Regions from separate parts of the Mus musculus genome. Here all the other regions are linked to region 1. A link is a loop called in an ENCODE intact Hi-C map of the cell type or tissue named here. Cell type or tissue: heart. All regions are shown on one strand.

What was found. A loop is a pair of places that touch in the nucleus more often than their neighbours do. Peaks named below come from ENCODE experiments on the same cell type or tissue, not always from the same donor. Only the 100,000 strongest peaks of a DNase experiment are listed, where the experiment ranks them.
Region 2: it touches region 1 in a loop (1.9-fold over the local background); 7 of 42 quality-filtered maps call a loop at or near these places.
Region 3: a loop joins it to region 1, with 5 times the contacts of the local background. A loop is called at or near these places in 17 of 42 quality-filtered maps.
Region 4: it touches region 1 in a loop (2.6-fold over the local background); 5 of 42 quality-filtered maps call a loop at or near these places.
Region 5: it touches region 1 in a loop (2.4-fold over the local background); 3 of 42 quality-filtered maps call a loop at or near these places.
Region 6: it touches region 1 in a loop (2.3-fold over the local background); 2 of 42 quality-filtered maps call a loop at or near these places.
Region 7: it touches region 1 in a loop (2.0-fold over the local background); 7 of 42 quality-filtered maps call a loop at or near these places.

What each region holds. Positions count from the first base shown.
Region 1 is chr14:121,033,068-121,037,067 of GRCm38, reverse strand. It overlaps Farp1 (FERM, RhoGEF (Arhgef) and pleckstrin domain protein 1 (chondrocyte-derived)), which reads right to left and starts at 1,494. Exons shown (of 27, transcript NM_134082.3): 1 at 1,143-1,494. In heart, CTCF peaks have their summits at 805 and 1,599; DNase peaks (open chromatin) are centred at 857, 1,557 and 2,407; H3K4me3 peaks cover 2,654 bases; H3K27ac peaks cover 2,502 bases.
Region 2 is chr14:121,095,395-121,099,394 of GRCm38, reverse strand. All of the region lies in intron 1 of Farp1 (FERM, RhoGEF (Arhgef) and pleckstrin domain protein 1 (chondrocyte-derived)), which reads right to left. Among named protein-coding and RNA genes, the nearest start is that of Farp1, 62 kb to the right of the region's middle. In heart, no CTCF peak of the experiment used is centred here; no DNase peak of the experiment used is centred here; H3K27ac peaks cover 1,532 bases.
Region 3 is chr14:121,219,207-121,223,206 of GRCm38, reverse strand. Farp1 (FERM, RhoGEF (Arhgef) and pleckstrin domain protein 1 (chondrocyte-derived)) reads right to left here. Exons shown (of 27, transcript NM_134082.3): 4 at 3,788-3,830; 5 at 489-567. Among named protein-coding and RNA genes, the nearest start is that of B930095G15Rik, 27 kb to the left of the region's middle. In heart, a CTCF peak has its summit at 2,314 (motif pointing right); a DNase peak (open chromatin) is centred at 2,316.
Region 4 is chr14:121,453,554-121,457,553 of GRCm38, reverse strand. Gm33299 (a long non-coding RNA gene) reads left to right here and starts at 663. Exons shown (of 3, transcript XR_383790.2): 1 at 663-1,484; 2 at 1,784-1,888. In heart, a CTCF peak has its summit at 1,840 (motif pointing right); a DNase peak (open chromatin) is centred at 1,793; H3K27ac peaks cover 299 bases.
Region 5 is chr14:120,909,093-120,913,092 of GRCm38, reverse strand. Ipo5 (importin 5) reads right to left here and starts at 1,899. Exons shown (of 26, transcript NM_023579.4): 1 at 1,750-1,899. The coding sequence starts at 1,839. In heart, no CTCF peak of the experiment used is centred here; DNase peaks (open chromatin) are centred at 1,442 and 2,112; H3K4me3 peaks cover 2,968 bases; H3K27ac peaks cover 2,110 bases.
Region 6 is chr14:121,163,087-121,167,086 of GRCm38, reverse strand. The region is part of intron 2 of Farp1 (FERM, RhoGEF (Arhgef) and pleckstrin domain protein 1 (chondrocyte-derived)); the gene reads right to left. Among named protein-coding and RNA genes, the nearest start is that of B930095G15Rik, 84 kb to the left of the region's middle. In heart, no CTCF peak of the experiment used is centred here; DNase peaks (open chromatin) are centred at 1,166 and 1,916; H3K27ac peaks cover 1,208 bases.
Region 7 is chr14:121,110,288-121,114,287 of GRCm38, reverse strand. All of the region lies in intron 2 of Farp1 (FERM, RhoGEF (Arhgef) and pleckstrin domain protein 1 (chondrocyte-derived)), which reads right to left. Among named protein-coding and RNA genes, the nearest start is that of Farp1, 77 kb to the right of the region's middle. In heart, no CTCF peak of the experiment used is centred here; no DNase peak of the experiment used is centred here; H3K27ac peaks cover 663 bases.

The DNA of each region.
Region 1 (4,000 bases):
GTAAGACAACGCTAGGGGAATGTTCTGAAGTGGGCTTGGCCAAGTCCCCACGTGCAAAGCACATTAAACATGGCCCATCGTTGGGTCGAGGTTATGGTCAGAAAACGCTGCCTACTAAGGGAGGGATTGGAAGTCTGGAGGGTAAACCATGGGCAGGGGCCAGGTTTAAGGTTGTCAAACGCGGTAAACTAGCACGGAGGAAGGCTGAAACAAAAATAAATGAAACAGCCGGAGGCCACTGAACTCCGGAGCCGGAGCCGGGGAGGGGAGGAGAAGCTGAGCCTGGTAAACTGTTCCAGATGAGAGGCAGTTATTCGCTCCCACATCTTCACCAGCACGTCTCAAACCTCGTTCCTTTGTGAGCCCTACCTCCCTATTTTCTAGGGGGACTCTAGAAAATCCCTGCCAGCCGTGGTTTCCGGGTCCCAACAAGGAATCTGGTACTCCTCCACGACCCCTAGGTCTAAGACTCACCGGGGTCCGGATGGATCACAAGGCTAAAGTTTTCCGAACTTAAATCGTAAAAAATCACAATCAGAAGTTCTGAACTCCCCGTCCCCCCACACAAAAATAATAATATATATCCTGTGCTTTAAAAAGGGAGGGGGAAACTTCCCCCTCCATAAGGCAGAGAGTAAAGAGAAACAAGATCTAACTTAAGAGGGCGTGTTCCTCTTTGTCACCCACCGGGAGGTTCTCGCCGCCCGTGGGCGAGATGCAGTGACCCGGCGGCACGGCGGCACCCGTGCTGCCGGGAGACGGACCTCCAGAGCCGAGATTGCAGCCTGAGGTCCGGAAGAGGCGTCGGGGGCGCTGTCACCCGGCAGGGTGGGATGGGAGGAAGCGGGGGAGGGGCGCCCAAGGAGAGGAAGCCAAGCTGGGGAGAACCCACGAGCTCAGAGCCCCGCAGCCCAGGTCCGCGGAGGTGAGCTCCACCGGTGCCCGAGGAACCGTGGCTTCTGCTATTGTTGCGGGGCCTGCGGCCGCCGGCTACAAAAAGGACCGTTCCCGTGGACTCCGCAGCCAGCTCGGCCGGCGCCCAGGGCCGCGAGCGCGGGGACTCGCACAAGTTGCCGCCGCGGCCCGGTCCACCCAGGCGGCCGCCCTCCCGCCGCGGTCATTGTTCGCCGCACGCCTCCTACCTCGGTGGCTCCGGGTCCGGGCTGCGGGCTGCGGGCTGCAAGGCTGGCGAGGGCGCGGCGGCGGCGAGCGAGGGGTCCCCGCGGGCGGCGGGCGCGCGAGCTAGGCAGGCGGCGGCCGGCCGAGGTCCGAGCCATCAAAGGTGGCGCGGGGCGGAGGGGAGGGCGGAGCAGGCGGGGTGGGTGGGGAGCGAGCTCCGGGTCGCCGCGGCCGCCTCGACGCCCGGCCCGAGCGCCACTCGCGTGGGGAGGAGCGGCGCAGAGCGGGCGGTGGCCGCGTCCCCGCCCCGCACCTTCTCCGGGCTCCCCGCTCCCCGCAGCCGCTGCGCCCGCGCCGGGACCAGCCGCCTCCGAGGCTGTTGAGCGGGAAATGAGGGCCACCACTGCCCCTCCCAGGGCCTGGGCCGAGCCCTCGGCAGGGGGAGCCTGGGCACAGCCTGGGGACGGCGGAGAGCCACAGCCCCCTCCAGCGTCCGAGCCGTGACCTGCGCCCGCACAGCGGCCCCGCCCCGCTCCGCCCCGCCCCGGAGGCAGGTGCGCAGAAAGGTGGACCGTGGGCAGGGCCACGCCACCCTGGAGCTGTGCCTTACTTGGGCGTGTGGCAAGAGCTGGTGTCTGAGCTGCACCACCAAGCCAAGAGCGGGAAGAAGCGCCACCGCGGAGACGCGAGCGCTAGTCGCTGGTGTCCAGCGGGATGCGGAGGCCCGGAGGGAGATTCGTGGCACTGACTCCGCAGGTCGCCTTTGGAAGCCTGACAGAGAACTACGACATCACGTGGAAAGCGTTTTACAAAGACCCACGAATTCCGCCCCCCACCCCTTCCAGGCCACTAGCGCAGGCTTCCGGCACCACCCTAAGCGGCGCGGTATTCAATGCCAGAGACACAGGTGCCACCTCTGATGCTGCTCGGGCTCAGTGCCCACCACCTGAGCGAATCCCAGGACAGTGCCCAACCCCACCTCTCTCCGACCAGGGACAGCAGAATGCCCTGCTTAGTGTGGCGAGATTTAGAATGACTTGCAGTTATTTGATTCCGTTTTTTTTTCCCCCAGAACTTGGTGATATAGTCGGAAGATTCATGATCAGAAGGCCCACGATACTAGGTGACTTTCAATCACTATCCCCACCCACTAGGTGCCATTTTTCCTTCGTCCTTCTTCCCTGTCTCTGTCTGGGAAAGATCTTGGGCCACTGACCGTATGGAACACAGGAAAGCCTTGTTCTGCCGGATCCAGAGGCTAGTGTGGACCCGCCCCTAGAGCCAATTTGGCTCAGATTCCGGTCATTTTCCACCCTGGAGGAGTTCACTGACCTCAGTCGCAACTACAACGGAGCTACAACTGAACTTAACCAAGTGAAATTGTCTCTGTGGCTAGGGAGGGAGGCTGAAGACATGAAAGCTTGATTATCAGAGAGGGGCACCTGTAAGTCATGGGAGTCAAAAGCAGTCTGCGGAGGGTTGGGGCTGTTTCTTGCATGCTGCAAAATCCCTCTGGCCTCTGGGGAACCAGACAGGCCTTGGGCGATTTGCTAGAGAGAATCATGGGTGGGTTGGAAGCTAGCTCTGTGGCCAAACTGTGTGTGGCTTTACAAGTATGGGTGAGCTATTTTCAGCCAGTAATTTTCTTAAGTGTAGTGGTCAAACTGCCACCAAGAGCAGCAGCACTCGATTTTAAATTCCTCTCCCACTCCTCCCCAGAAAGTCTCCTCATGTAGCCCAGACTGGTCCTCGTGCCTCTACCTCTTAAGCATTAGGATTTCGGTCTGAACCACCAGGCCCAGTAAAGGAAAGCAAATTCAAGCAATTATCACACCTTAAGAACCGCTATAATGGGGAACCGACCACAGGTTCAGAGTCTCTTCACAGGATAAGAAGACAGTGGCCAGACTGATTTCTGAGGTTGGGACATGACATGGATGGGTTTAAAGTTATTACAGGTTATTCCCAGTGTGCAGCCTGGCTTTACTAACAACCTCTGATGCTGTGGAATCGCCTGGGAATCTTGTCCCAGTTCGGATTCTGTATCGGTCTGTTTCAAACATTCCGGGTGATGTATTTTGGTTGGTCCGGGGACTGTGTTGGCAGACATGTGCTGTGTCCCATGACTAAAGCAATATAGTACCAAAAAGGCAAACCATAACATTTCCCCAGTCCACCCTCACCGAAGATCCCCTTTTTCTACATTTAGTGTTTGGTTCAACTGACTTGAGTGTCTAGGATATGACCAGTTTGGTTTTGCTCTCAGAGTTATTTATTGGGTCTTTGTATGTCGGGATGTAGATGCCACCATGCATGTATGTGAAGGTCAGAGGACAACTTGTAGGAGTGGTTTCTCCTTCCACCAAGTGGGTTCCAGGAATCAAATGTGCATCATCAGGATTGGTACCGAGCACCAAAGCACCCTTACCCCACTGAGCCATCCTGTAGGCTCTGGCCATGCTGTTTTATTATCTCAGCATTAATAATAACTAAGAAGGTAACTGGTTTTGGAGGCAATCCGAGGGAGCCAGAAGTCTGAGGAGGAGCTGGTGGGAAGACGATCACTATGGAGATTAGGACGAGAGCCCCTCCATGCTCAGAGCCCCTCCATGGCACAGAATTCACTCAATTAGATTTGTCGCTATCACTTCAGCCCCTATAACCAAGGTGTCTCTTGTCGTAGCAAATCACATCTGCCTCTCGAGTTCAGAATATACTTAGGATGTTCTAAGCCGTGGGTGAAGTTACTTAGTCACCTATTATTAACCCTTTTATTATTTTATCTCTTAAAAAGTGATTCATGCTGATAGTTCTAGTACATCGAAGGATGAGGCAAGAGGGTGCTTTTCTGTGACAGACATTTCCTGGGGAGACACAAAGC
Region 2 (4,000 bases), 62 kb before region 1:
CAGTGCCCCATCCACTGTCAGCGCCACGGCCTCTGATCACTAGGCTCTCAACGCCACGTCCTGTAATCTACCAGAAAGGAATGTGAACACACTGGAGGACTGCCTTGCCTCTTGCCCCTCCCACCTGCATCATTCCACCCTGAAATATGTGCTATTCATTTTTAATATACCCTGACAGGCTGGGTCCCATGACAGGGCAATGTCAGAGATAGACAGCTTTTTCAGTGGGAGCTACCCATTCCTTCCCACACATCCACCGAAGATTCGGCTCAGTTATCTGACATCTTTCTAATCTCTACCACAGATAAACATTCACCAAGCTCCTACTTTAACCCGCTTGGTTGGGCAGTCTAGACTCTAGTGGCACAACTCGTGGCATTGAGAGACAAGACTAGACTGCTCACCTACAATTCTAAGCACGGCCTTCTGGGGAGAAGACAGAACAGCCGTGTGAGCTCAATGAGTCAGGTGTAGGTGCCGATACTTTCATTAGGAAGTCAACTGGTCTCAAAATCCTCTCCACAAACTGTGCACAACCACTTTCCACAGATGTGTTATTTGACATCTTGTTGTCAAAAATAATACAATGTTCAAAGCAGAACACATTTGCAGTCTCATACATCTTCTTCGTTCCCAGCCTCCTCTTTGTGTGTGTGTGTGTGTGTGTGTGTGTGTGTGTGTGTGTGTGCACTCGCATGCACATGAGCTAATGCCAGGCAGATAGAAAGGGAGACCTATTCTCCCACATCACTCCACACCCAACCAAGATGCTGGAGTTAGAACCGTACCCTCTCATCCTCCCCAGCTCCCCAGATTCCCACAGCTCTAGCCGTCCCAGCCCTAACAGCCCTCAACTACACCTACAGACACAGGCTTTGTCTTCCTTCCCAAGAGCCTCAGCTGTATGTTCACTCTCCTAGTACCTTGGCCTCTAAATCCCCATGAGTCAGTGACTAACAGACCTGGTATCTTGCCTTCCTTTCTCCACAGTCCTCAATGGCCCTATTCCGGTACTACTTTTGAATACTGTCATTTCTCAAAGGATGTGACACTTGCTTTCTTACAGGCTAGTGTGGACAGTTGCTGAACATAGAAAGCTCTGTTGAATTCACATGTAAACCCAGCCACAAGCTCCGGGTGACACAGCCTAAGCAAGCTATGGGAAACATCACAGGAATGCTGGCAAGTCATGAACCAAGAACCGTAACTGATGCTTGACATCCAAATGGAGACGCATACAATCCGGCAGTGCTGCCTCCTGGGTAAACATGCCTAACCGACCCAAAGCCCACCTGTGGCTCAGCACTGACCTGGGCTTGTTCACCTCTGCCAATCCTCAGCCCCCTGGAAGCTCTAGAAACAATCAACAGGAAGAACAAGTCTCCAGTACCGTAGGCATTCCACACCTACATAAGGAGCTTACAAAGCAACTTTACTCTTCCCGTTCCTCGAGACGTTACTTCAACTGAGTGAAGGAACATGCTTTCTATCTGGCAGAGAAATGAAGACAGATTAGAGCTGTCGGGTCACGGTATCCCTGCTTAAAGAGTTACCCTTGGAATTTACCCAAAAGCAATAAGGAACTCAACACAAAAATGCACACTCCTTCCCTGAGATGAGAAGCCATCTGGGCTCCCAAGGGGTGGCCAGACTCAAGTAAAGGTCAGACAGAGGAGATGTGAGCTCAGACCAATCTAAAGTCTAGTTCTCCAAGACACATAGAACACCCATGGCTACAAACCAGCAGTGATGTTCTCAGAAAGGAGCGGGGCAGATGTGTCGAACAGCAAACCATATGGAGGGGAACACCTGATGCAAAGGCCAGGGGAAGGCAGAGTCTGCAGGATAAACGTGGCCAGGCTTCACCTACATCTCTGTAAGGCAAACCCAGAAGTCATAAGGACCCTGTCAGTCACCTGGGTGAGAATAGCTAGCTAATAAAAAACAAACAAACAAACAAACAAACAACTTCTTCTAACAACCAAGGTGGATGCTGATAAGATGCTGTGAGGACCAAGCAAACAAAGGGCAGGACCGTGCATACCTACAATTCCACTCTTGGGAGACTGAAGCAAGAGCAGAAGTCTGAAGCCAGTCTAGGCTACATGACAAGACCGTATCTCAAAATGACAAAAACAAAAAGCACACCAAACGTCAGTTTGTCACCAATAGCAGAAACGTCACAAGCTGAAGATTAAAATTTTGCCCAGCGTATAACCTCAGCGTGGGGGAGGCGGAGGCAGTGATAAGAGAGGCAGCGAGGCAAAGAGAGGCAGAGAGGCAGAGAGAGGCAGAGAGAGGCAGAAGGGCACAGAGGCAGGAGGGTCTGTAGCTCAAGACAGCTCCACCTGCTAAACTGCCCAAACATAGGGCCATAAATTCACAAAACTTGATAAAATGAATGAACCCATAAACGAAAGGGTATGCAGGCCCAGAAGAAACCAAGCGCATCTGCAGGAAACAGTACAGAGACACCAGGGTGATAAAAAGAGGAAAAAATTTCCAATTCAAATCTGAAAACTTCCCATATCCAAACTCTTTTTTTTTTTTTTTTTTTTAAAGACAGTGTCTTACTCAGTAACTCTGGCTGCCCTAGATCTTGCTATGTAAACCAGCTGGCTATACAGAGTTCTGCCTGCCTCTGCCTGCCTCTGCCTCCCAGTGCTGGGATTAAAGGCTTGCCCCAACATACCTGGCCCACATCCAAAAGTTTCTTGAGCATCAATATAATGTCCCAAATGGAAAATTCTACACCTGACCCAGTGTGACATTTGGGCTGGCTGCATAAGATAGAAAGACAACCCTGTGTTCGGACCATAGGGTCTCATTTCCAAATATTCCAGTATCTGAAAGATATTGAGGTCTGGGTGAAAATGTCTCCAGCCAGCATCATGAAGATATGAATGAGCCAAATGGAAAGTAGCTAAAAGGAGCTGCTTACTGATGCAAGCCTGGATACTTACAGAAAAGTGGCGAAGAAAAGTGTAAGGGCTGACGGGGGTGGGAAGTTAGTTACAAAAGACAGAGAAACATCATCTGTGTACCCCCGAAGACTTGGAAAAGGGAAGACCAATTAAAACAGAAGAAGGGAAAAAAAGAGAGAAAGAACAAAAAGAAGTTGTTTAGTGCAAGATTTAGAAAAACATTCCAGAAACTAAAGATAAGGCCGGGCAGTGGTGGCGCACGCCTTTAATCCCAGCACTTGGGAGGCAGAGGCAGGCGGATTTCTGAGTTCGGGGCCAGCCTGGTCTACAGAGTGAGTTCCAGGACAGCCAGGGCTACACAGAAAAATCCTGTCTCGAAAAAAAAAAAAAAAAAAAAAAAAAAAAACAAGTTCTTATAATTAAAAAAGCACACTGGGGATGCAGAGGCTGCCACCAAGCCTAATGACCTGAGTTAAGTCCCTGGGACCCACTTTGTTTGCAAGGCCACAGCACATCTGTGCCGACACTCAAACACAGAACCAAATGCATACAACAGAAAATTTAAAAATTCTTTTTAAAGGCATTATCACATCCTACTAGTAAATAAACCACTACCAAGTCACTTCCTGGGTCTTCCAAAGTAAAAAGACAAAGTGCCAAAATATTCCCAAACATTTGAAGAATCAAAACGTTAAACCAGACAAAGACTCACCCAAACATAAACAGACAGATGTGTTAAATGGGTGAGAATTCTGGAGAATAGGACTTGGAGACATTTAAAAGAAAATATTTGAAGATAAACCAGGAAAACTAGAAGTAGTCAGACAACAACAATAACAACAACAACAAAGCTAATTCAAAAGTTATTTACAATCTAGAGAAAGGCTAAACAACTGCAATGGCTGTAAGATATCCTAACTCCTGCAAACATAAAAATAATAAAACCTAAAACTTGTTAGAGAAAGGAGAAACCAAACACAGTCGAAACTCCCTGTTTAAAACTGCAACAGACTCTGTCTTTAGCGATGTACACTTACTAGGCATACCCACTACAGGACATGGTCCATACCTACTAG
Region 3 (4,000 bases), 190 kb before region 1:
ACCACACCTTTAATCCCAGATGAAAGGCATAGCCCAGATTAAAGGTGTGTTCCTTAACTCGGAGATTCAATCTTCTGGAATCCATAGCCACTATGGCTCAAGATCTTCAAACCAAGATCCAGATAAGGATCTCCAAGCCTCCAGATAAGGGTCACTGGTGAGCCTTCCAATTCCGGATTGTAGTTCATTCCAAATATTGTCAAGTTGACAACCAGGAATAGCCACTACAGGTTGGAAGATGACTTGACAGGCTTTAAGGCCGTCTCACTTCATTATCAATCAAGGCTGCAGAGAACCCAGGCTGCAGCAAAACATGGTCTCCTCCCCTTGGTCTTGTAGGCACAGATGGAAGAGAGGAGGGCGGAGCCTGTAAGCACTTCAGAGCTAACGGTCACATAAACCCTACGGACATGTTTAGTCGATTAGAGACTAGTGTCCGATTTCCCTCTGTCCACTCCAGTGAAAACAGCCCGCTGACAACCACTAACCTGGTAAGTTCTTCCTGGAGCTGTGTGTGGTCGGGAGGGAAGAATTTCACAACAAATTTAACAACGACGTGCTTCGGTCCTGAAAAGAACAACAACATCAGTAATTGTGTGGCGATCCAAGCCTTCCAGGTCCCCAAGAAAGAGTTTCAGCGACTCATCTCTGTCACCCCAAGGTTTCCAGAGTCCAGACACCACCACCACGGAGCCACCCAGAATGGCCACAGCTGCTAGGTCAGTAACAGGCAATCATCTAAGAACCGTCCACAGTACTACACTCAACTGCTCAGTATCCTCTGGGTTTTTAATCACTTAGCTGTATGTCACCAAGTGCTTCTGGTCTGTTGTTTGTTTTTGTTTGTCCAGACAAGGCTTCTCCTTGTAGCTCTGGCTATCATGGAACCCCTCTGTAGACCAGGCTGGTCTGGAACTCATAGAGATCCACCTGCCTCTGACTCCAGCGTCCTGATTTATGTGTTTGTGTGTTCATTTAGTGCACTGGTGTTTTGCCTGCACGTGTGCCTGTGTGAGGGTACCAGACCTCCTGGAACTGGGATTGCAGAGAGTTGTGAGTTGCTATGTGGGTCCTGGGAATTGAAGTCAGGTTCTTGGAAGAGTAGCTAAGGCTCTTAACCAGTGTATTTAAATCAATCAAATGTTTTTGGTTTATTGGTTGTTGTTTTAAACAGGATCTCACTATGTAGCTCCAGCTGGCTTCAACTTCATGGAGATCTGCCTGCCTCTGTCTGAGGCTGGGATTAAAGGCAGATAACACTATTTGCAGACCACCCGTCTTTATCCACAGGTAGACTCAAGTCATCGGAAAGGGAGATAATGAGATGTGAAGCCTTCATACAGTTTAGGGTGTATAGCTGTCTACAAAGCAAGCATGGCTGCTACCACGTCATCAAACACATCTTAGCTCCAAGACATGCAGAGAAAATACAGATGAACTGGGGCCCTGTTTATGTCATTGTCCACCGCAGCCTTTACAGTCTCATGCACATATCCAAGGATCTACAACAAAATCAGGAAGTGGCTGGAGAAGAACGTGATGGAGAACTTTTCAATTCAGCAGAAAGCCAAACTGAGTACAATGTACTGATTTGCAGTGTGAGACTTCAGACTGTTGGTGGTTGTAACAGCCTCCGAGGGGCTGCCATCTGGAAGGAGAGCAACAGGTCAAGCAATGTACTCTAAAGTGAAGATGTTGGCTGTGTACAAATTATGAGAGAAGGCAAGCCGTGGAGGCTGGACAGATGGCTCACTGGGTAGGAGAACTGGCTGCTCTAACAGAGGCCCTGGGTTTGATTCCCAGCACCTACACAATGACTCAGAACTTTACTCCCAGGTGATATGACACCCTCTTCTGGCCTACTTGGGCACTGCATGCACATGGTGCATACAATCTTTTTTTATTCTTTTTCTTTTTTTTTTTCCTCTCTTAAGCCAAAACATAGGCATGCTGAGGCTAAGGAGCCTGTGATATTCCCAATTTAAGCCTAAACATGAGGGGACATGGTGGCACCAGCTCCAAGGCCACCTGGAGTTTAGGGAAAGGCGGAGTGTATAGCACAGGTAAGAGGGAAAGCCGACCCTTTAATGTCAGTCAGACACTGGCTGATTCCAAACAGCCATGGTGGCCTGAGGAGACAGAGGCCATTGCTTTCTCCATATTCAGGAGGGTCTAGAGGGACCGGAAGCTAGGACAATGCTGTTGTCAATGCCAAGTGACATCTTCATCACACGGGGCCAGTCACAGCACACAGAGGAGACGCTGAGGTTGTAGCAGGCCTGTCCAGTTATGACTTTGCAACCATGGCTGCTGTCCCACCACAAGGGGGCCCCTCATGCATCGCTACAAGAATAAGTGACAATCATCTGGATCCACAGAGAGATGCAGGAACTGCTTAGTTTAAATGACTGGAGGCCAGCATCAAATGTAATTGTAGGAGGGCCTCACAGACACTTCGTTGCATGCCTTTACATCCACAGCAATCAATAGGAGTGGCCTAGGGGTGTTTCTTGATCAGAGAAAAGTGAGCTAGGACATGTGGTGAGCTTCAGGTGCAACTACAGCCTGCAGTTCTGGTCTTGTCCACTCGAATCTGGGCCGTTTGGGACAACATTTAAGAACACAGCTTATCTCAAAGCAGAGAAAATGATAAGCTGGTGCTCAGGGGCCAGGAGACTGAGAACAAAAAACCATGCTTCCTCTTTCCTATTGTTCTCATGGGCCCCTTAAGCTCTTCTAATATACAGGCTGGATTCATATTAGAGTTCTACTTGCTCATCAGATACATACAACACACACACACACACACACATACACACATACCATACACACACACTCACAGACACATACCATACCTACATAACACACATAACCCACCACACACACACACACACACACACACACACACACACACACATACCATACACACACATTCACAGACACATACCATACCTACATAACACACATAACCCACCATACACACACACACACACACACACACACATACACACATGCCATACACACAAACTCACAGACACATACCGTACCTACATAACACACACACACCACACCCCCACCACACAGACACATACCATACCATAACACACACTACACCCCCCACCATACACACACACACTCACATAGAAACATACATCCCATACATGCATCTCATACACACCCACCCCCACCCCACCCACCCCCCCACACACACAGAGACAGACACATACATACCATATATACATACCACACACACACTTACAGAGACCCATACAACCACAGTCATACAGGCACACACACGGTCACATACACACGCTCACACAGACACACATTAAGCACACACAATCTCACGCTCACAATTAAGCACTTTCTCCCCAGACAATGCTAGCATTCTGATTTCATAGGCTCTGAAAAGAAGATTAGAAAACCTCAAGTCTATTTCAAGAACAGAAGGCTCCACCCTTCCCCTGAGCACAGAACAGTTAAAACAGCAAACAGCACAGAAGAGACAAGCGCAATTATTCTGGGGGCTTAATAGCAGGCATTAGTCATTAATCAAGATGATGTTTGATTTCTAAGCGAGGTTTTGATTACCAAAGGATTATGCATGAAAATGGCGGAAGTTGCCTATTTTAACAGTCTGTGGATTAGTGGGTGCTGACAAGCTGTCATGAGGGAACAAGGAATTTGTATCTCTAGGGATTCATGTCACAGACAAAAAGACACCTCCACTTGGGAATCACCTGGCCTAACAATTGCTGTCACCAGGAAGCTCAAAGGATACACTTACTTCGAATCTGCTTCACAATGGGCTTCAGGAGATCCAGCCACACCTAGAGCAAACGGAGACAGAATGTCAGCAAGAACGGGCAAGGGTCTGGAGACCATTTCAAGCTACTGAAAGGGAAGTACTTTTGAGAATGTGAGGTCGTGAGCATTTTTTCTTCTAGAATGCCACATTTCACAGTGCCACATCCTATAAATCTTTTGTTTTATTATTTTC
Region 4 (4,000 bases), 420 kb before region 1:
GCATTTTGCAAAACAATTATATACTCTTACCTTTTTGTTACAACAAAGGCTGAACATAGACTGAACACAGGGCATGTGCAGACAGCAGGCTTAGCAGTCTTCTGGTGCAGTCCAACAGCCGTCCTATAGTGTGGGTTAGGATTATTCCACTCACAGAAGACAAAGAAAATGCAAGTGGCCTACCCAACGCCGTCCCCACAGCCTGGCTCTCCATGGAGCAGAGAATGCTAGCCTCACATCTGCCACCTCTCAACACCATACTCAATCTATTGTAAGGAGGGCACCAATCATAATCTTTATGATAATGGTGAGTCAGCCTTCAAGACCTTCACTTCTGACATAAGAAAACTGAGAAAGAGGACGGGAGAGAGGCTTTGCCATTCAGATCATTTGCTGTTCTTGCAAGGACCCAGGTTTGATTCCCAGAACCCACAGGTAGATCACAAGCATCTAAACTCCAGTTCCAAGGAATCTGACGCCCCCTTCTGGCCTCTGAAAATTGGTGCACATACACACATGCAGGGGCAAAACACAAAAATAAATAAATAAATCTAAAAAAAAAAAAACCTTTGTGGTGAGTCTTTCCCCAGGATGCTGCATCTACTGATTACCACAACGTGCCTGATACCGCGAGATTATAGCATCTCCTGTCACGTGACACAGCCAATCCAACGGCTGAGGCCATGTGAAAGGAATAAGGCAGTGTGGCTACTGGGAGCCTGCTAGACCAGTGTTTCCAGCACCCTGAGAAGGACACCTACAGCTGTCTCGTGTGGGGATGAGAGACTGGAACCCTGACTCAAAGGGCAAACCAAGGAAACAGAGCTACCTTTACCATCTCAGAGGGAGGCCTGGGCCCCCGTGAGGCAGTGCTACCAGAAGACACTTTAACTTCCTCCCCTGGAGCCTGATTGGAGACACCGCCATTGCCAAGAGAGGTCATGGAGAGACACTCTGACCTCAGAGGGCAGCAGCTGGGACAGAGGCCAGTGAGGCCATGGGAGAGCAGTCAGTGACAGGGCCGGAGAACTGTGAGACCCCAGGACAGACTACAGGACAGCAGGAAGCCTGGTTTATTTAGTTTTTAAATTGTGGTAAAATACACAAGAAATAAAACTAAACATTTTAAGGGCACAGAATCCTGGCACAAGTCACACCAACACTATTATCCAACCATCTCCTCCATGAGTCTCCTCAAGACCTTTCCCAGCAGAACTGAAACCCGTGTTCACTGAACACCCGCCCCGACTCCCCTCTTCCGGGCAGTAAGAAACAAAACGGCGATTCCTTCTCACTTCTACTTCCGCTCACCTGCACCCTGGGACTGGGACCTTTAGCAGGCTTTCTAGAGTAGCCTGGGTGTTCGGGCTCAGCAGTGATGAAAGGCAGCTGCTAACGGGGAGACCTAGACCTCTAGCGTCCCAGCTTATCAGCAAGGCCACTGACTGCTGCAAGCAGGAACGAGGCTCTCTGGCGTCCTGCAGGTACTGGCAATTTCAGAGCGCTATGAGTTTTCATTTGATTTATTGTCTGTTTTGGTCTAACGAGACTTCTTGACTCAGTCGCTCTGCTTAAAGGCCCAAATGGAACAGTAGCTGAATGTGGTGGGCGGCCTTTCTGGTTCCCTGCAAAACAAAGAGTCAGTCCCACACTTCCTAGGGCTGAGTAGCCTGAGAGCAAGAAAGGGGTCGCTAAATCTGGCAAAAGCAGACCTGTGTGCTGGGGAACCAGCCCATCCGTAGCCCTGAGCCAAGGGTTCTTACTCCTTGTTCCCAAAACTTAGGTTGCCTTCTGGTCTCCAGGCTCACAGAAAGGCTCCGAACCTGGGCTGACATACTACACAGTGACCAGCAGAGGGCGCCAACAGTCTCTTCCCCAAATTGTACCTGTGAGCAGAAAGTAACTTCCTTTGTTGTTTTGCTTTGTTTTTGTTGTTGTTTTGGTTTGGTTTTCGTGGGGGTGTTTGTTTGTTTGTTTAAGTCGGGGGGGGGGTCTCACTATATAGACTTGGCTGGCCTGGACTTCACTAAATACACCAGTCTGCTTTCTGAGGTTAAAAGTGTGAGCTACCACACCTGACAGAAGTCACTCCCAATTTGAGCAGCCGCTGCTATTCAGCCTCAAGTTTAGCTCCAATATGACTGGCCAAAACTTTGATAAGACCACTGACATTCAGTGGCTCAAACTTCAGTAAGCTACCAAAAGTTTTACCTGGGTTGTTTTACAGTTTATAAACCTAGAGAGAATTTATGGTAGGTCCCATTTGACTTCTAAAAACCACAACCCACAGGTATTCGATAATTATTCACAAAGAATCCCAGCGAGCATCCAGGAGAAAGTGCAGTGTGAGCCAGTCACAGAGTGAGCAATGTCCGTGTGTCTGGGAGTCCATTGTCCTCAAAGGGCTCGCAAAAAAGAGGAAACAAAGCAATAAGTGGGTGCCCTGGGTAAGAAAGGCAAGTGGGCATCAGCGTTTGGAGGCCATCGACCTCCGAGGAAAGCTGGGACCCCATGACACAGAGCACGGGGAAGCTTACCCCAGGGAGGTCCTGGAGGCACCCCAAGTAAGGTAGAGAATTCTGACCAAAGTGCGACCAATTGAGGATCAGCTGTCTGTGGATTTGAAGCACGGGGGAGACTGTGGAGGCGCTGTAGGCTATGGGAAACACACACACACAGGACAAGGCTGGGCAGTTACCCTCTGTAGGTAAACACTGCAAATCTGACCCACCATCCCTTGTCAGCTCTGTGCACCTGCAGACATTGCCATCGCATGTGAAACAGAGCATGGGACCCCTCAGAGCAGTTGTGAGGTGGCCAGTTGAGCTCATTCTTTGTAAAAGTATTTTTTAGTCCCCTGATGTGATTGTTATCTCAGGGGCTTACTACTTCTGTCTGCTAACCGAAGCCTAGTTAGTCCTGGAAGCTTCTAGCCTCTGTACAAGCTAATCTAGGCCTAGATGTTCTCAGCCTCTGAATAAACTCACTCTTTCTAGTCCTTCCTGAACTCTGGCTGGCTGGTTCAACTCAGCTGTCCTGGCTCCAACTCTTCTCCAAGCTGACTGATTCAATCTGGCTCCTCTCAGTTTCTGACTGAATTGCTCTGCTTGGCCTCATCCTAACTCTGGCAATCTGTTCTAAGCTTCTGGCTCCTTCTCACTCTCTGACTCCTTCTGTCTTCACCTGTGTCTAGCTTGTTCTCTCTCTACAACCAGTCTCTGTAAAAGTCTCCCAGGAAAACTGCCTCTGAGTTCCATGAACTGACTGAACGTAGCTGACTAGAACTCAGACATATGCATGCCTTTGTCTCCTCTGAGTGCTGGGATTAAAGGCATGTGACTAAGACCTGGACCTAAGTTTTTCTTTACCTGAAACTTGCTCTGGACAGGCTGGTCTTGAACTTAGAGATCTGCTTGCCTCTGTCTTCTGGGATTAAAGGCATGTCTGTATTCCAGCCAAATCACATAGACCTAGCAGGTCTTTGTATGTGATCTCTTATCAGAGCAGCCACATTCTAAACTAAAATTCCTCTACAATTCTTGGTTCTGTTGGTTCAACCATTGTGTATAGGTCACCTATCCTGAGCCAACTGAGCCTAGACACTCAGCGTACATCTAAGATCCAAACCATTGTGGTAGTGTAGACAATAGTCCAGTCAACAAGGAAGCCATGGGCAAGATATTGCAGAAGGTGCCAAGGATTTAAAACAAGGCACACACCTAAAGATGTGGCTCAGTTGGTAGAGTGTGTGCCTGTCAATGCCAGTACAAACACATGAATTCTGTATAAATAGCAGAATGCTACTGGTTGGTAGAAAGGAAGCTGAGATTAATTATCTTCAGAGGATCTTGTCAGGATAGTTAGCCATCCAGGTCAATACCGCAGACCTGAAGGGACATATCCTGCAGTTCCAAAGGGCAAGGGGAATTCCTTGTTTTATGTTTCCAGAAGGAGTGGTGGTTAAAACTCCATACCATGTGACCTAGCCTGTGTGCAGGAG
Region 5 (4,000 bases), 120 kb after region 1:
AGCAACTGGAGGGGAGGGGGAGAATTAAACTAGCTTACTAATTACAAAGCAGTTCTGCTCTGCAACACATGGAAATTTCTATTATAGGGTGGGATTAAGAACTTGCTTTGGTTTAAAAAAATTACCTCGAGTTTGCACAAAGTATCAAAATGTTTAGGCATCATCATATCCTAAGTGGAAACTGTTGCAAGTTTACTTTTACGCATACTTTTACATACATATACTACCTTCGTCCAGACAAGTATACACGTTATTTCTATGTGCAGTACTCTTGGACCGCACTAAAAGTATCGGATTACTCACTCACAGGGAGATGCACCTATCTATATAATGTATGGTCTTCTGGGTGACAATGTGAAAGAAACTGAGGGAAAATTCAATTTGCAGAACTATGTATACTATAAATCCACCCAGGTAACATAATGTATACACGAATGCTTTTAAAGATACGTTTTCAAGGAAGGCTCATGAAATAAACGTGGAGAGTGGATTAAGAATTGTACCCTTTGAATTTCCCCCTATACACTGCATATTACTTGAATAAGGCGGGCATGGGAACTGGTGCGCTCAGGAAACTTGGCTGGGGGACTGCCACAGGTTTGAAGGGCCTGTGTAAACTAGAGAGCCAAACATCGCTATCTCCCCTCCCCCCAAAATTAAAAGCACCATTAAGAAGGACATAGTTTAAAGCACCATTTCACACAGAAGTTAAGTCTCCAACTTCTTTACTTACTAAAATCTAAGTGTGGCCAGATTATCCATTCTACTCAAAGCGAAATTAGCAACTGTTTTAAAAGACAGCTCCCAACTTTAGGTCGGTAAGTACAAGACATGTCAACGTCACTAGCTATATATAAAAGACATCTTTGCTTTGTAAGTAAAGCTATTCACACATCCTCAGAGTCTCCTAAAAAACTTCAGACCCATGGGTCGTAAGGAGCTCCACGTATCAACTTTCCTAGAAATTACCTCACAAAAATCTGAGCTTCAACACTAACAATGTATCTTCCGTCTTCTAGTGAGCTAATAATATTATTGCTAGCTTGCAAATGGGCTTATAACTGTATCTGAAATGGAACCCTTGATCTAAGACTGATTGAGAACGATCTGTGTTATATGAAAAAGAGATGGCACTGGCCCAGTTAGACAGCCACAGCCCCCAGTATATCCCGTTTATAAGCCCAAATCTCTAGAGATCAAACAAGATTCGAAGGAAGAAGAGCAGAGCGAGGTGGTCAAGCAGGGATCCCTCAAAGGCAACTTCACACGATCTTGAAGGGACCGGCGTGTGCAGTTCCTTTTAGAAACCAGAAAGGGGCTCGGGGGAAAGACGCCGTAAGGCAGCGACAGGCAGGACACGCGTTCTCCCTGAGCTGGGATGGGGAAGGGAGCGGCTGGGGTGGTGGGGGAAGCGGGACGGGTCAGGAGCTGCCGGGGTCTGGCCGCCCGCGAGGGCTGGCGGGCCACGCGGGGAGGGAGAGCAGGGCTGGGGTGCAGGGCCCGCGGGCGGGGCGCGTCAGGCGCGGTGGCACGTGTGCGCGGGTCGGCGGCGAGGCAACCGGCGCCGCCGCCGCTGCACGGGCCGGAAGGGCCGGGGCCGGGCGGGAGGCGCGCACGTGGGCTGCGGGGCCGCTGTCCGCCAGCCGGGCCGACCCGCGCCGCTCGGCCGGCCGGCCGACGAGCGCCCAGGGCCAGCCGGCCGGCCGCGGAGGAGAAGGATCGGCGCGCCGGGGCCGCCGATTCGCTTACCTCCGCCTGTTTCCGGACCACATTGTCGGGGCTGAGCAGGTTTCCCAGGAGCAGGTAGAACTGTTGCTGCTCCGCCGCGGCCGCCGCCATTGCGCTAGGCGTGAGAGAGAGAAGGAGGGAGCTGTGAGGCGCGCTGGCGGGCCGGCGGGAGGGTTGGGGGCGGGCCCAGCGCGGCGACCGGCACCAGCGGCGGCGCGGGGATGAGGGGCCGGGCGAGAAGGGCGGGGCCGAGGGGGCCGAGGGAGGACGGGGCGGGGCCTCGCGCCCTCTCACCCGGCCGCGGCCGCCGACGCCGGCGTCCCATTGGCTCGCGGCGCGGGGGGCGTGCCCGAGGCCGCCCCCCCTCGAGGGCCACGCCGATTGGTCACGCACCCTGCGGTGTCGTCACTCCAGCGCGCGCCGGGAGGCGGGGCTGGCGGGCGTGTGTGGCGGCCAGAGGGCCGCTGTTAGGACGAGGTTGGGGTTCCCGGGGCGCGGGTTGGGAGGAGCCGATCCGGCTGGGCCGCCGCGAGGGGCGTGAGGCCGGGCCCGGAGGAGGGGCCAGCTCCTGAGCGCGGGAGATTTCGGCGCCGCGGGCTGGCTGGACTCCCTTTCCCTGCCGCCCGCCGCGTAGCCGCGCCTTAGGGCTTTGGGGCCCCGGGACCCCCCTCCCTAACCCCATCCCAATCCCCCCAGCAGCGAGCACACACGCATACACACACCCGCCTCTGCAGACCCCTCCATCTGTCTGGCCCTGTGGTGTCGTGTCGTCCCCCTCAGCCTGTGACTCAGGCGGTCCCTACCCTCCTCTGTCCTGTGACTCACGTCCAGGGACTGTCCCGGAAGAGGGGTTGCTCATCACGGACTCTTCCCCCCTGCACCTCTCCGTCCCGGATCAAATCACGCACGCTCCCCACCCGGGAACTGCCACCCATCCTGGTGTTTGGAGCTTCCTTGCTCTCTAAGGATGGGAGAAGTCATGAGCCACTCCCTAACGTGGTCGATCCATTGATAGTTGATGCGTGCCAGCATGGAGGGGACCAGAGGCTGCCTCCCTCTCACCTCCTAAACTCTAGTGCTTAAACACCAGCGTTGGCCCATCTTTCTATCTGGGACTGCCTAAACAGGAGAGAGCAGAGCTCAAACTGAAACACTTTGAGAATCATGTCCTATTCAGAATCATGTCTAATGTCCACAGACTCAAATGCTCATATCAAAAGAAAAAAATAATGTATGAAATGGTCCTACACTGAAAAAAAAAAAAAAACAATGTGGCCCAAGAATGAAAGAGCATCCCCAGTTGGAAACTAGTTCTACAAAATAGATGCGCTGGCCTCCAGAAAAGCAGAACGTAATCAGGGTTGCAGCTACACCTATAGAGGGGAGACCTTTCTCCACAATTCAGATTCTGTTGTAAAAATCTTGACTGGCTCTCAGCTCCCAAGTTTATCCCAGCTCCTGTTTGCCCAGACTCAGTTAAAAGCCTACTGTGTGTCCAAAGCATTGCCCAAGTTGAGGATGACAGCAGGTGAAAAGGGGGATGTATGTCTTGTGTCAAAAGGACTCGACTACTTCCTAAGGAATAGGTTTCCACAGCCTGAGGCCTGTAACTACAGCTCAGCAGCTCATGGGATTTATGTTGAAGTTTTTTATTTCTTGTTGGCAATTGTGCATTTTGAAAGTATTAAATATTTTCTCTTGGGTGATTTTAAAGGTTGGTCTTACATCATCCATGGTCAGGTCATGCAAAATCTGGCCAGAAGCCCTGGGATCACGTGGAATTGTGGGAACCAGTCCCGGTTTCTACAGTGGCATTTAGTTGATTTGTGGAGAAAGTCACCCCCTCTACTATTAGCTGCCACACTGGCGGGATTCTTTCTCTACAGGAGGCCAGCAAAGCTATTGTGTAGAACTGATTTCCTACCTTGAATTCATTCTTTGGCCACATTTGTTTTCTTCAAGGTCAGACCATTTCCGACATTAGTTTGGAGTCGATTTTTTTTTTTTTTAATTTTGATGTGTGTGTGTGTGTGTGTGTGTGTGTGTGTGTGTGTATGAGAGAGAGAGAGAAAGAGGGGTAGGACATGAATTACTCATTCAGAGTTCTTAAATTGGGGAATTACATACTAACAAATTTATTTATTTATTTATTTTTGGCTTTTCGAGACATGGTTTCTCTGTGTAGCCCTGGCTGTGCTGGAACTCACTCTGTAGACCAGGCTGGCCTTGAACTCAGAAATCCACCTGCCTCTGCCTCACAAATGCTGGGATT
Region 6 (4,000 bases), 130 kb before region 1:
AGAAGCCTGTGTCCTTGGCTACCAGAGCACATGGAGGTGTGACCATAGCACTGGGTCTCAGGGCCTGAGGACAGGGGCCTACCTGCTTAGCCATGCATAGTCAGAGGATCTTCTAGAAGCAGAGCTTGGCTGGGAGTGATAAATCACCTTCTCCCAACCTCATTCCTCCAAAGAAAATTTATCTCCATACATCAAAAGTTTGAACTTCACGATAGAATGAGAAGGATATTGGGGGTGTATAGAGAAAGAAACAGAGATGGCTATTTCTTTATCTGTTTATAAAGGCGTACATCTCCTTTCCAGTTCCTTCCCAGACTAATATTAATCTACTTCATGGGTCCCTGTAGCAACACATGCTGATATCCTTAGATATAGGACCTTTAGTGAGATAGCATCTCTCAGGACGGACTAACCACAGTGACAGCCTCCAGAATGGCGCAGGCTCTTCTAGAGTCCCGGGAAAGGAAAAGCACAGGTGTTCCAGCCTGTGGAAATCACGGCTCTTCAGCTGCCTGGGTTGCTGGGGATCCTTAGGGCTCTGCAGCCGCCTGGGTTGCTGGGGGTCCTTAGGGCTCTGCAGCCGCCTGGGTTGCTGGGGGTCCTTAGGGCTCTGCAGCCGCCTGGGTTGCTGGGGGTCCTTAGGGCTCTGCAGCCGCCTGGGTTGCTGGGGGTCCTTAGGGCTCTGCAGCCGCCTGTGTTGCTGGGGGTCCTTAGGGCTCTGCAGCCGCCTGGGTTGCTGGGGGTCCTTAAGGCAGAACTCATCCTGCTGCTTCACTGGCCCAGGTGTCTCACCCCAGACCCGAACACAGCAGAAGCTGACAGGCTGCCAACAGCAGCCGCACCTCTCACAGAATGCTTGTGTGCGACAGTTCAGGTGCATGCCTTTGCCTGTCACAGGAGGCCACCGTGTTTATAAAGCAGTGAGGATTAGCAGGACACTGGCTATATAAAGACAAACAAGGCTTTCCAAGGCAGGGCTAACCCATCTGGATCTTTCATAGTGTACATCTCTAGACTTCAGTCCTTACCATTAGCCAGTGTTAACTTTCTCCCAGCCTAGAAAGGCTTGTTGGAATGACTTGCCCACATGGGTAAATCCCAGGCTGAGCACTTGGCTCTTACTGGCCACTGGATTCACCACCAAGTCTTGGCATAGATGTAACCTGGCATGAAAGTAGATTATGATGGACTGCAGGCTCGGTACCAGTGACAGCTGACAGCTGACACAGAATATTTTAGTACACAGTACTACAAACATTAATGAGTTATAAAATATCATCCCACTGAGTGAAATGGCTCAGACAGGGGAGAGAAAAGGCAGTAGGAACTGCTGTGCCCACAACGCCCAGAAATAGAATTCATAACATATGATGGGCTTAATTAAGACATGTGGGGACTCGGTAAAAATAAATAATTATGTAATGGAGGGGGAAGGCTGTGAAGGCTTAGAACAAACATTTAAGTCCCACACAAGCCAGTATCTCACCCAGCACATACACCTCATTTACTGGATCTCTGGCGGGGGTTCGTCTGGATGCTGCAAGCAGGTGTCACCACCTCTATTGAAAGAAAACAATGCTTGCCTTTGTAAACAAACTGTCAGGTTGACACCACATGCCAGGCATCATGAAAGACATCAAGGGTAAAGTGAAAGAAGACGTCACACCTGTCAGGAGATAATAACATAAGCACATGCACACAATGAAATGAGCACTGGGGGACCCAGGAAATCGCCTCTGAGGTCACAGGAAATAGCCACTGAGGGATACAGGAAATGGCCACTGGGGGACCCAGGACATTGCCTCTGAGGGACCCAGGAAATCATTCCTGAGAGACACAGGAAATAACCACTGAAGGACACAGGAATTAGCCCTGAGAGATGCAGGAAATAGCCACTGCGAGATGCAGAAAATAGCCTCTGAGAGATGAAGGAAATAGCCACTGGGGGAAACAGGAAACAGCCACTGAGGGATACAGGAAATAGTCACTGAGGAACACAGGAAATGGCCACTGAGAGACACAGGAAGTGGTCACTGAGGAACACAGGAAATGGTCACTGAGAGACATGGGAAATAGCCACTGAGGGGCACAGGAAATAGCCACTTAGAGACACAGAAAATAGCCTCTGAGAAACACAGGAAATAGCCTCTGAGAGACACAGGAAATAGTCACTGAGTAGCACAGGAAATGGCCACTGAGGGACACAGGAAATAGCCATTTAGGAACAGAAAGCCTCCCTAGGAAATGCTAGGTTTTAAGTCGATACTGGTAAGCTTAGAGGGAATTTCATAAGCTTCTCAGCCAGTTCGAGAAGGCCCAGTGGGCAAGGTGAGCTAATTGGGTTTTGTGCCAAAGGAGAAGGACACCAACCTGCAGATGTGCATGAATGGATCTAACACATCACCCCGTGCATAATTTAATGTCATTCTCCCTCTGACTCCGAAGATCTTAAGCTCAGAGAAGACAAAATTGTAAAGGTTTTCTACACATTGCAATACATCCCTTTCTATTCTTAAGTGAGAGAGCCGAGTCAGAGAAGATATCGGGCAAATACTAAATAACCAATCAGCCAATCCACCAAGAAGTCTTCTCCTAGGCAAGGAGCGAAAGCAGGATGGTAAGGGAAGCTAAAGACAAGCTGCTATGGGTGACTCAGTGGATAATGGAGAGTAACACAGGCAGCTGGAGACAAGATCACAGATCTTGATGGCTTCCTGGTGACAAGGACAAGAAATCAGGAAAAAGGGAAGAGCTACCAGGGTTCTGGTATGGAGACTTCATGGAGAGAGCAGGAACTCAATGGCAACAGTATTGGAAACAGGAAAGTGGAGATGATTTGATTGTCCACATGGTCATCTAAGGGTTCCTGAGCCGCAAGGGAGCCAAGTGCTCTTCATGAGTCTGTATTAAAATCACCAGGGACCCTGACAGGCATCACCACAGGGGCCTTGAAAACTTGGGTGAAGACATAGAAAGGTGGTGTAGAGTCTGGCTTCAATCTATATTATCGTGAAGACCAGACTTGTCCTGTGCCTGATGATAGCTTAGATCAAGTTCAGTTACTACCATAAACTGCCACAGGAAAGAAACCACAAGCTCATTATGCTATTTGCCATAAAGCTCATCAGTTGCAACCTTGACAGCTATCTATAGCCAAAGCATCAATGAGAAGGTCACCGTGAGGGAAGAGCACGGCAGGGTGCCATCTAGTCTATTTCGAAGCAACAGAAGGTGAAGACAAAATGGGTCACCCAGCTCTCTGAGGTGCTGCTGAGTCTTCATGTCAAGGAGAACACTATGGGGTTTGCATTCTGTGAGAATAAGGAGGCAGACTAGAGGAAGGATAGCATGCACATCTGGATGTCCTGTGTGCACCTGCCTCTGGTTGCCAGTGACACTACTAAACTATCACCCATTTTCCTTGGGGTTTAGAGATGAAAATGCCCCGGGAATTCTGAATGAAATAAACTGAGTAGCTGATCCAGCCAGAAAAGAGAAGTAGCTATGGAAAGGAACCGGTATCTAAGACAGAAAACCAAAAGTAATTCATTTTATGCCAATTACTTTGCACTTGTTTTTATGTATGTATATTGGCAGTATGCACATAGTGCTTACACCTGTGCAGATACATGTGTGAGGGTGTGAATGCATATGTGTGCATGTGAATATGCATATACATGTTTACAACTATTCAGATGCATGTATGAAGGTGTGAATGCATGTATATGCATGTGGACATGCATGTACATGCTTACACCTGTGCAGATGCACATATGAGGGTTTGAATGCATAAGTGTGCATGGGAATATATATATACATGCTTATACCTGATCAGATGCATGTGTAAGGGTGTGAATGCACGTATGTACACGTGGATACACATGTGCATTCTTACACCTGTGCAGATGCATGTATGTAAATGTGGAGGCCCCAGTTTTGGTGTTGGACATCTTTTTTGATTGCTCTCCACTTTACTTATTGAGGCAGGGTGTCTCTCTAA
Region 7 (4,000 bases), 77 kb before region 1:
CACACACACACACACACACACACACACACACACACATACACACACAGGCATATCCCCTCAAGAGGAACCCACACCATAGACTCCCACACAGTCCATGCAGGAATGCCAAATTATGCCACTACTCAATTGATGTACCGAAAGAAAAGAAACCACAGCTTAGCCTCACCTCTGTGTCACAGCAGAAAGGAGGAGCTGGAAGGGTCCCATGGATGGAGGAAACAGAGAAAAGGTCCTTGTTTTCCTCTAGTACCCTGTGTCCTGCCAAACTATGACCAGAACAAACCCAAAGGACGGCATTAGTGAGCCAAACTAAAGGGCAACAAGTACTGTGGAAGCCGCGTGATGTGGTGCACAACCTGCAAGGCTCCCTCTAAGCAGCCCTGGGTCAGCAGGTTGCTAAGGGACGCTGTTGGCACCTAGCTTCCTGCTGGCCCAGTTTTCTGAAGAAAATGAGCACTGTGTTTTGGAGCCTGGATGTCCCTTCCGGGGCTGTCAGAAAGGAGCTCAATGGAAGGCAATAACCGGAAAGGTCCACCTGACAGAAACTGTCCTGAGGAAACAGGAAGAAAAGAAAGCTCCTCTTGCTCTTGCCTTCCTGCTCCTGCTCTCTTCCCATTTCCTTCCCCCCTTCTCTCCATGTGCTCATGGCTGGCTGCTTCTTCTTCCTCTTCTTCTCCCCTCTCCTCCCTCCCTCTCTTTTTCTTTCTCTCTGCCTCTACTACCCTCTTGACTCCCTTCCCCATGCCACGAATAAACTCTATAAACTCTATTCTATACTTTAAAAGAAAGAAAGAAAGAAAGAGAGAGAGAGGAAAAGAAAGGAAAGGAAAGGAAAGGAAAGGAAGAAAAGAGAAGAAAAGAAAAGAAAAGAAAAGAAAAGAAAAGAAAAGAAGAGAAAAAAGAAAGCTTATGAAAACAACTACTGCATCAGTGGCCAGGTCAATGTTGTATAAATTTCCTGTGAGATTGAAACTTTGTATCCTTATGCAGAAACCTGAACAACTCAAAATAGCTTCAGGAAGTCCCTGAAACTGACAAGACTCTCTAGGCCCCACCCTGCCATAGTAAGAAGCTGAAGAGTCTCAGACAAAAAAAGAACATAAAAGCCGGGCGTGGTGGTACACACGCCTTTAATCCCAGCACTCAGGAGGCAGAGGCAGGCGGATTTCTGAGTTCGAGGCCAGCCTGGCCTACAGAGTGAGGTCCAGGACAGCCAGGGCTACACAGAGAAACCCTGTCTCGAAAAACCAAAAAAAAAAAAAAAAAAAAAAAAAAAAAAAGTAAAAAAAGGCATATTGTTATGAAAAACAATATGATTTGAAAACAACTTAGAAAAGGGTTTATCTGACATACGGGTTATGCGCCAACGTCAAGGGAAGCCAGAGCAGAAACTCAGGAACCTGGGGATGAGCTGAAGGAGAGGCCACTGGGGAACACTGTTTACTGCATCTCCATGGCTTGCTCAGCTTTGTTTCTTATGTAACCCAGGACTACTTGCCCAGTGGTACACTAGAGTAGGCCCTCGTACCCTCATCATTAATCAAGAAAATGCCCCGTACATCTGCCCACAGCACAGCCCAATGGATGCCTTTAACGTCTACCAGCAGACATTCTCTACAGACGACCCCAATTTGTGTCAAGCTGACAAAAACTGACCATCACATTCTGTGAGGCATTCTTGGCCCCCTCCTGAGTGAGCACGTGCTGTTAGCAAGCGTCCCACAGCCAAGACCGCTCTAAGGTTTCTAGCTGGAGGTAAAGTAGACACAGGAGGCATCCATCAGGGCTCAAACAAGAGGAGCTTGACTGTCCATCCTCCCATGCCCAGTGTGAGTCAACGTCACACTGTTGGAGCTACCCAGCTGGCAGTGTCCAGTCATGGCATCATAGACAACAGTGCCAGCTCTCAAGCACGTTTCCCCTCTTCGGGGCTTGGGACTGCCTGGCAACTCTGAGAACACTCTCCTAGTGTGTCCAGATCAAAGGTAATTGAAATTTTACCCTCATACGACTGTTGACAGATGAGCCACCGTAACCTATGTTATGGCTCATATTTCAAGTGAATTCCACTGAAATTACACGACAAGCTGTGTAATACAAACCATGAGCAGAATCCTTAGAAAGTGCTGGATTGAAGCACTTCCATCCTCATGCAGGTGTGACAAGCTAAAGGCAGTGGTTTCTGGGGGCGATGAGGATATTTAAAGGTGAAGGATCGAATTAAAAGCATGTAAGAGCGTAAGAAGCAACCTCTGTTTGCTATGTCTAGTGTCATTTCTGAGGCTGAGGCAGGAGACATGAGTCCAAGGTCAGCATGGACCACAGAGTGGGACCTTGACTCAAAATAATTTAGTAACAATAGTAGAGGCGACAGAGAGTTAGCTCGGCTGCTAACGTGCTGGCCGCCAAAGCATGAGCTTGATCTACATACAAGCCAGGCACAATCACAGGGCCAGACAGTGGAGACAGGAGGAGCTCAGGGGCTCAGGGGCTGGTCTTGGTCAATATCCAGGTTCAGGTGAGACCCTACCTCAAAAATTAATGTGATTTAGAGTGACTGAGGAAGGCAAATGGTATGAAAAACACACACATGCATGCACACACACCATACACACTACACACACACATTACAAACACACCATATACAAACACACACACAATGCCTCTTATCAGAGACCTCAGCAATGTTCCCAACTAAAAGAAGACAATTTCCTATATGCTATTTATCTGTTAATTGGTCCTTGGTGGCAGCATGGAGCCACCCAAGCTGAAACCTTAAAAGCTACACCTATGGTCTCCGTGCACTGGAGCTCCCTGCTCCCAACCTGTCCACTGCAGTCTTCCAATCCCACATGGAGGGGCTGGCTTACCCCAATGACTTCTCTCCTACCTATCAACTCCCTGACGCTCCGTCTAAAATTCAAGCTCAAGCTTAGCCTTCACAGTCACCACCACTCTGCATCAAGGCCATCCCTCCACAGACATGGGCCTTTTCACAGGACAACATCATCCAATGGCCTCTATGGGCTTTACACACAGGTAAAGTGTGGACTGGGGTATGGAGGCCCTCCGGTGGGACTCTGACTCCTTCACATCACTCTCTCACCCCACCCAAACTCTTATGCTCCCTCACACAGACTTCATAGATTAGCTAGAGAGAACAACTGTTCCTTTCACACCACCTAAAGGAAGACATTTGCCAGAGGTCTGTGCCAGCTCACCGCCCACTCATAAATAATGCCCGTCCTTTTCGCAAAGACTAGTAGTTATTTTTCTTCATGTTCTTATCGCTGGCAGCACCTTGCCTCTCATGTTGATAAACACCTTATGGGACCCGGATTGTGTTTCCAAGGTCACAATCCACAAATAAGACCAGAGCCACAGAACCTCATTGTGGGGTATCTGGTGCAACTTCCTGCTCATGTAAGGAGGGAATAATCCTAATAAAAGCTCTTGCACACAATTTCAAGGTTAGTGGAGGCTTTTAGAACTGTTCTTTTCCACAATCAATCTATCCACAAAAACTCCCAGCCTGGACATCATTCCGTGTCTGCTATAGATAGGACTTACAACTGCCACACCCAACTCAGAAGTTCAGCGCAATAAAAAACGAGCAAATTACGACTGGATCAAACAGTCCACTCGTAGAAACACCTGCCTTCATATTTGCAATCAAAGATAAGAGCATCCCTTCAAAGAGCTCACAAAGCCCACACCGCCACGGAGATCTCAAAATCCCAGAACCATCTCCATGTGTCCTGACAACAGGACACAGATTCAAGGATCTTGTTAGACACACCAACTCTAGTAAAAACATACATGTCTCTAGGTTCTGGAAATAATAAGGGCTAAGAAATCAACAGAGCAAAACTGCATGTAAAGTTCTAAGAAAAAAAAATCCCCCCCCCAAGTTGGTTATTTTGTTTGTTTGTTTGTATTGTATTGTATTGTTTTTTTCCTTTTATTTTGAGTTTTTTGAGACCTGGGATGGCTTCAGAAT